Regions from separate parts of the Homo sapiens genome. Here region 2 is linked to region 1. A link is a contact called in ENCODE Hi-C or POLR2A ChIA-PET data. All regions are on one chromosome and are shown on one strand. Each heading gives the region's core, a stretch centred on a gene start or an enhancer-like site at or near the end of the contact. The rest is flanking DNA. Distances are from core to core; before and after follow the strand shown.

Region 1 (2,822 bases), core at 300-2,799:
GTTTGTTCCTGGCTAATATGGTGAAATCCCGTCTCTACTGAAAATACAAAAAAATTGGCAAGGCGTGGTGGCGGGCGCCTGTAGTCCTAGCTACTGGCGAGGCTGAGGCAGGAGAATGGCATGAACCTGGGAGGCGGAGCTTGCAGTGAGCCGAGATTGCGCCACTGCACTCCAGCCTGGGCGACAGAGCGAGACTCCGTCTCAAAAAAAAAAAAAAAGTCAGAGTTTGTAATCCTGCAAACTTTAACAAATTTGTATATTTAAGGTTGATTTTGATCAAGCTAACCTTCCTCCTTCTTGGAATTAAAATCTCAGACACTAAGTAAATCAGTAACAAACACTTCTGCTGGTAAACCAGGGCTAGCATTATCTCCCCGGGACTTCTCAGATTGGCAGCGTAGGGTTTTGCATGCCTTGTTAACCTGACTTGTAATAAGTTCTTAGTCTTCACAATGGAAACTGAGCCAAAGCAGGTTTACATTTCCGTACTTGCATTTGGTGTGAGTCATGAGAAAGGAGAATATTTATTTTCTGAGGAAGGAAGAGAACCTGAGCTAACTTTGAATTTCCTCAGTGGCCTAGCATACAAGTGCCTTAGGCTTACTGTAATTCAATCCTTTTGCGAATCCTATATCCAATTACCCAGATATCTACATCTAAAAAAAGCTTGTCTTCATCAAACTGTCAGACAGGAGCTGTCAGAGAGTCTATTTGTGGGACTGCCCTGTATTTCAGAGCATTTGCCCATAAGGAGCTAAATCATGGAGTAGGGAATTGGGTTGTGCCCCCACAACACACCTATTCCCTGGATATGACATCCTGGTAAAATCGGACTGTGTAGCTTCCCTGAGCACATGATTATTTCTTCGTTTCCTGATTGCTCAGTTGGCCCTGTTGGTTGCTTTCCCTGCTCACAGCCGGCAATTGTCGCTGGATCGTAGGGCAAGAGAATATTCCAGTTATAACATTTTGATCAGCTGCGGTACTGGAGCAATCAAGATAGGGCAGCCACAGGTGCAAAAATAATGAAAGTTTGTGCATCTGATGACAGGTGTCTGGGGTAACCCTCGAACATTAGGAAAGACCCCACCGGAGGAAAGGGACTCACAAGTTAATGATTACAGTGAAAGCAGAAGTAACAACAAAAATGAGCACATGAGAGAAACAGTGGGACTTTCGTAATGTTGAAAATGAGGTGGAGAGAGAATTCTAAATTGCAAGTTCAGAGAAAGAGGCTCTTGCTGTCTGTGAAAAACAAATAGTTTGGCACTACTATGATAAGAAAAGCCCAGGGAATAAGATTCTGAAAAATTTGGGAGCACTTGATATCAAAAGAAGGAGATTTAGAATTACATATAGAAACAAATGGAAAATCAAGGCTGTTTTGAGGGGTGCTATCAGAGGGTCATTGGAGAGGATGTAGCTTTACAATATTTATATCAGGCTGTGCATTGGCAGGAGTTCTGTAGAAGTTGGACTGAAAGCTGGAGGTAATGACGTGGGTGGGGCACAGAGCAGCTAGGGAGCTCTGATGCGGCTTTTGCTTGGGGCAGAGTATGGGAAGATATGCAAACGCTGAGGCCCCAAATAGTGCAGTGGCCTTTGTGGGCAGCACTTACAGGTGGGCTTGGAAACACTTGCCTTTGGAACATTGTTTAAAAGTAAGTAGTGCTCCCAGAAGGGCTGTAATTTCTTTAGATTATCTGATAGCAGACTCCGTGATGTTTACCAGCTTCAAGGAGATCAGACCATTGTGAAATTTTTTTTTTTTTTCTGTAGTAAAACTAGCCCCAGCCAGCCCAACTGGGAATTTACTGCCTGAGCTGTTTTCCAACATAAGTTTTGCTGGCAAAACCAGACGTGAGTGTTCCCTCGACTCTAAAGGGACCTGTTTACACTGACTTTATTTTTACTGCCAGCTTTCAAGTTGGAAGAGGGAAATTACGTTTAAAGGTCAGCAGGTGAGCAGAAGGATTCCTGACCAGCCATTCCTGTGGGTGTGTGCCCGTGTGCACTCTGTGTACGTGTGTGTGCCTGTGTATATGTGTGTGCCTGTGTGTACGTGTGTGCCTGTGTATATGTGTGTGCCTGTGTGTACGTGTGTGCATGCTTTTCTAAATGCCAACCGTTGTGCTCTGCGCTGGCTGACAAGACCTGATCACTTGTTTGCGGGCATAATGATGGGTGTCAGGCTGGTTGTTGGGCAGTTTCCTATTTGTTTATTGTAAAGAAGGTAAATCAATCCGTGGGATTTTCTGGCTTGGAGAGCAAGGGGTGTTTACTGTCAACAGGATAAGGACCAGGAGATATAAGATACTGAGTTCCACGGTGCATCTAGTGTTGGGACAGGAGCATAAAAGGTGGGGAGAAGCCAACTACAGGGTATTTCTGACTTGGATGGAACTTTTAAGTACTTGGGTGGGAAATACAATTTGGAAAATTGCTCTCTGGTGAAAGCACCAGTCAATGTAGCTAACTAAGGTATGATTAGGTTGGACTCAAATTCAATTTTATCAACTCTTCTTTTTAAATTCTTTTTTTTTTAATTTCCCAAAAGATGACAGATGGATTTTCACAATTTGGAAATAAAAACATGAGTGAAGGGTTCGGAAGGCAAGTCTCTGGTCCATTACACACTTCCAGAAAAACTTAGTACCCAGAGACTCACATTACTGGGAGTGCTATCTACTCACAAGTGTTGCACTCCATTGAGAAAAAAAAAAAAACCAGGAAGTTGCTGTTCTACTGAGGACTGACCAAGAAGCCATGAAATACCTTACTGTGGGAGACTTAGAAGATTGCCTACTGAATAAGGTAAGGAC
Region 2 (2,966 bases), core at 277-2,776, 41 kb after region 1:
AATCCCATGCTCCATGCTGACATGTCCCAACCCTCCCCGAACAGCCTAACACAGCTAGCCCCCAGCACTCTTGCCCTGCACCATACTTCACTCTCCCCATAGTGGTTTGCTGGTTCTCCTATTAGAATAAATATAAACTCTATGCCGGGAGAGGGCTTGTCTTATTCACTGTTGTATTATATCTCCGGCACTTGGAACAATGCTCAGTGGGTAAGAGCTCAATGAATAGTTGTTAAATAGATAATTGCATGAAGGAATGGATGAATACATGATTTTGCTCCATAATATGTATCTGCTTTGTGGCAGGGCTTGGATTTGAACCCGGGTCTTCTAATTCTCAGGCCAGGCTCTTTCCTCTACAAAGTAACATTTTGAGAGTCTGAAGAATCCCACATCTTTAGTTTTAGAGAAAGAAAAATTGCCTCTGGCTCCAGAAGCCTGTTTTCCCAGAAGGGCCTGGCTGTCCTCACTATGCAGAACACAGCTTGATGCAGCAGAGCTTGAGAATGCACACTCATGCTGCAGAGGGGCCAGCCTGGCAGCTCATCACAGCAGCCACTGACAACTGTGGGCACTGGTGGATACTTTGTAGCAGGTGTTTGCTGGACATGCCTAGCTTAACTGGGTTCCAACGTGCAACATGTAGACTGAACAACACACACACACACACACACACACACACACACACACACACACACACACACACTGCATTTAAACAAAGCACATCAGAAAAGAGTTCAGGCTTTCACCCTCCCTTCCTGCCAAGCACGGAGACAAACAGTACTGGTCTTGGTTCTCTTTGTCTCTGAGTCTAGACCATTCATTTCCTCTCATTCAACCAGCTTTATTTTTGGCGATGTAACTTTCTTTCGTGAGCATATATATTATGTTCTCAGACTTTGTAACCTATGAATCTCCTGTGAGGACCGACCTACGAATGCTCAGAATACAAAGGCCGGAGTGAGCAGTGCTCTCTGTGAGAGAGAATGTTACGGCAAATGAAAAAACCACCTTCACCACCTAAGCAGGATTCTTGCTTCTAATGCAAAATGTAACCTCCCTCTATAGGATGGATAGAGGGATATTAGGTTGAGCACTCAACACACTGGGGTGCTTACCACAGAGTACCCCAAAGTGTGGTTTAGGTCTGAGGGACCGGGTGAGCAAGGAAGGCTGCACCGGTGTAGGGACAGGCACAGTCTGGGTCCTTTGGTGGCCGGGGGTACAAAGGAAGCAGAGCCTGGGCTCCCATCCTCTCCTGCTGTCACAGCCCCTCCATGGAGGCCCTGGCCCTTCTCTCCTCCTCTCTCCTGCCTCTTTCCAGGATGTTCTTTGCCCCACAGTGAGATGTGAGGGGCATCAAGAAGGCTCCCTGCCATTGACTCTCTCTGTCCAGGGACCGCCATATGTGACTTGTGCTGTCTGTGACCAGGACGCGGGCTCTTGAAGGAGCAGCGAGGAGCAAGAGAGAGGGGAGCGGACGCCCCGACTCGCGCAGGGCTGAGGCTGGAGGGGAAGACTCACAGGGACTACGGTCTACGGGGAGGCCGCCTTGCGCGCCGCGGCTCGGAAGCGGCAGGGGGCGCCCGCGGCTCCTCGCGGCCCCGAGCCGTGAAGGGCTGGGGAAATTCCTCCCGCTGAAGGCAGAGAGCAGACTGGGACACTGCGGTTCCCGAGAGCCGCAGCCCCGCCGCCTCCGCCCACGCTGGCCCTCGGGAGGCGGAAGACTAGCTGACGGCGGCCCCCACACGCGCTCTGCAGCCTGGGGGTAACCCTCAGCCCACCCAGTGCCCAGCGAGGGGGCTCTGATCCACAGGCTCCGCCCAGCTCCCTGGGTCCTCTTTTCAGTGGGCCTCTTTTATTGCCTAGCACTGGGGATCGGGGTGGGGGGTGGACAGTTACCCCAGTATAGATACTGGCTCATCCGGACATATCTGTGCTGCTGCAGGGCACTCAGCCTCCTTCCCTGCAAGATTAGAGGGGCTGTGGAAGACAGAAGAAAGATGCTGTGCTCTTATGGACTCCTTTTCCTTAGACTAATGCCCACGGGGAAAGGAAAGGAAAGGGAAGGGAAGGGAGGGGAGGGAGTTAAGCGCTCCATCACCCCCAGGCCAGGCGTCATGGTAGGAAGGTCATAAAGAGGGTGGGTGGGTCAGAATGCTCCAGGAAAGGAAAGGATGGGACACCAAGATTTGCAGATACTGCCTATGTGCCTGGCACATATTTTAGGGGCTTTGTGCTTTATCTCATTTAATCCCCTCGGCACTCCTTTGGAGTAGGTAGGCAGCATAAACCCATTTTGCCAATGAACACTTGGAGGCTCACAGAGAAAAAAGAACTTGCCCAAGGTCATGGGCTGGAGTGGACAGAGCCATATTCTTTATGCGTTTGTCATAATGAGTTCCTTACAGTGCAGGTGACAGGAGAGACATGAAGGCACAGCCTACCAGGACCAGAAGTCCAGGAGGAAGACTCAGTCCTTCTGCTGGGCCCTGCAACCCTATGAGCCTCGCAGGAACCAAGAGAGAGGGAGTTGAGCAGAGAGGGACCCAGAGGCACCCTCTGTGGGTGCTGTTCCCTGACCTTGACATAGAGGACATTCCTCAACATGGATGTGGGTCAAGGTCCTTCCCTGATGGTGGAATGGGTGGAGCTCGTAGTGTGACAGATGGTAGAGAAAGGTGTTCTTACAATTGCCCCTGGGCTAACATTTTCCAGTTGTACCTTTGAACGCTCTAAAAAATCCTAAAAATCACTTTCACAAAAGTTAATCATTCACTCTGCAGGCCAGATGACCTTTGCTATGTAGTTGGGGTTTTGTTTGCTTTTTTTTTTTAAAGTCTTGTAGTTTGTAATTGGACACATATCCTTTAGGTGAAGAAGAAAATAATTTAGGGTCTAGTAAAAGGCTTGGTTTTCTTCTTGCCCTCCATCTCCCAGGAGTTTAGAAACATTTTCTCAGTGAG

Evidence for each region. Hi-C counts contacts between places; a loop is a spot of excess contacts on that map. ChIA-PET counts read pairs that join two places held with the same protein, here RNA polymerase II (POLR2A). Pooled maps may share reads with other maps.
Region 2: a pooled map shows a loop between it and region 1 (2.0-fold over the local background). The contact joins the enhancer-like site here to the promoter of MAB21L3 in region 1. A Hi-C loop is called at or near these places in 4 of 50 pooled maps. POLR2A ChIA-PET finds 5 or more read pairs at or near these places in 3 of 52 experiments (HepG2, activated T-cell and endothelial cell of umbilical vein).

What each region holds. Positions count from the first base shown.
Region 1 is chr1:116,109,850-116,112,671 of GRCh38, forward strand. It overlaps MAB21L3 (mab-21 like 3), which reads left to right and starts at 1,550. Exons shown (of 8, transcript NM_152367.3): 1 at 1,550-1,661; 2 at 1,780-1,961; 3 at 2,558-2,814. The coding sequence starts at 2,767.
Region 2 is chr1:116,150,610-116,153,575 of GRCh38, forward strand. No RefSeq gene overlaps it. Among named protein-coding and RNA genes, the nearest start is that of MAB21L3, 41 kb to the left of the region's middle. RefSeq lists a silencer at 1,478-1,897. Within about 2 kb of position 1,527, at least 20 of the 41 ENCODE cell types and tissues checked have a DNase peak (open chromatin) inside an H3K27ac peak, as active enhancers do; they include endothelial cell of umbilical vein, where a contact is called at or near this core.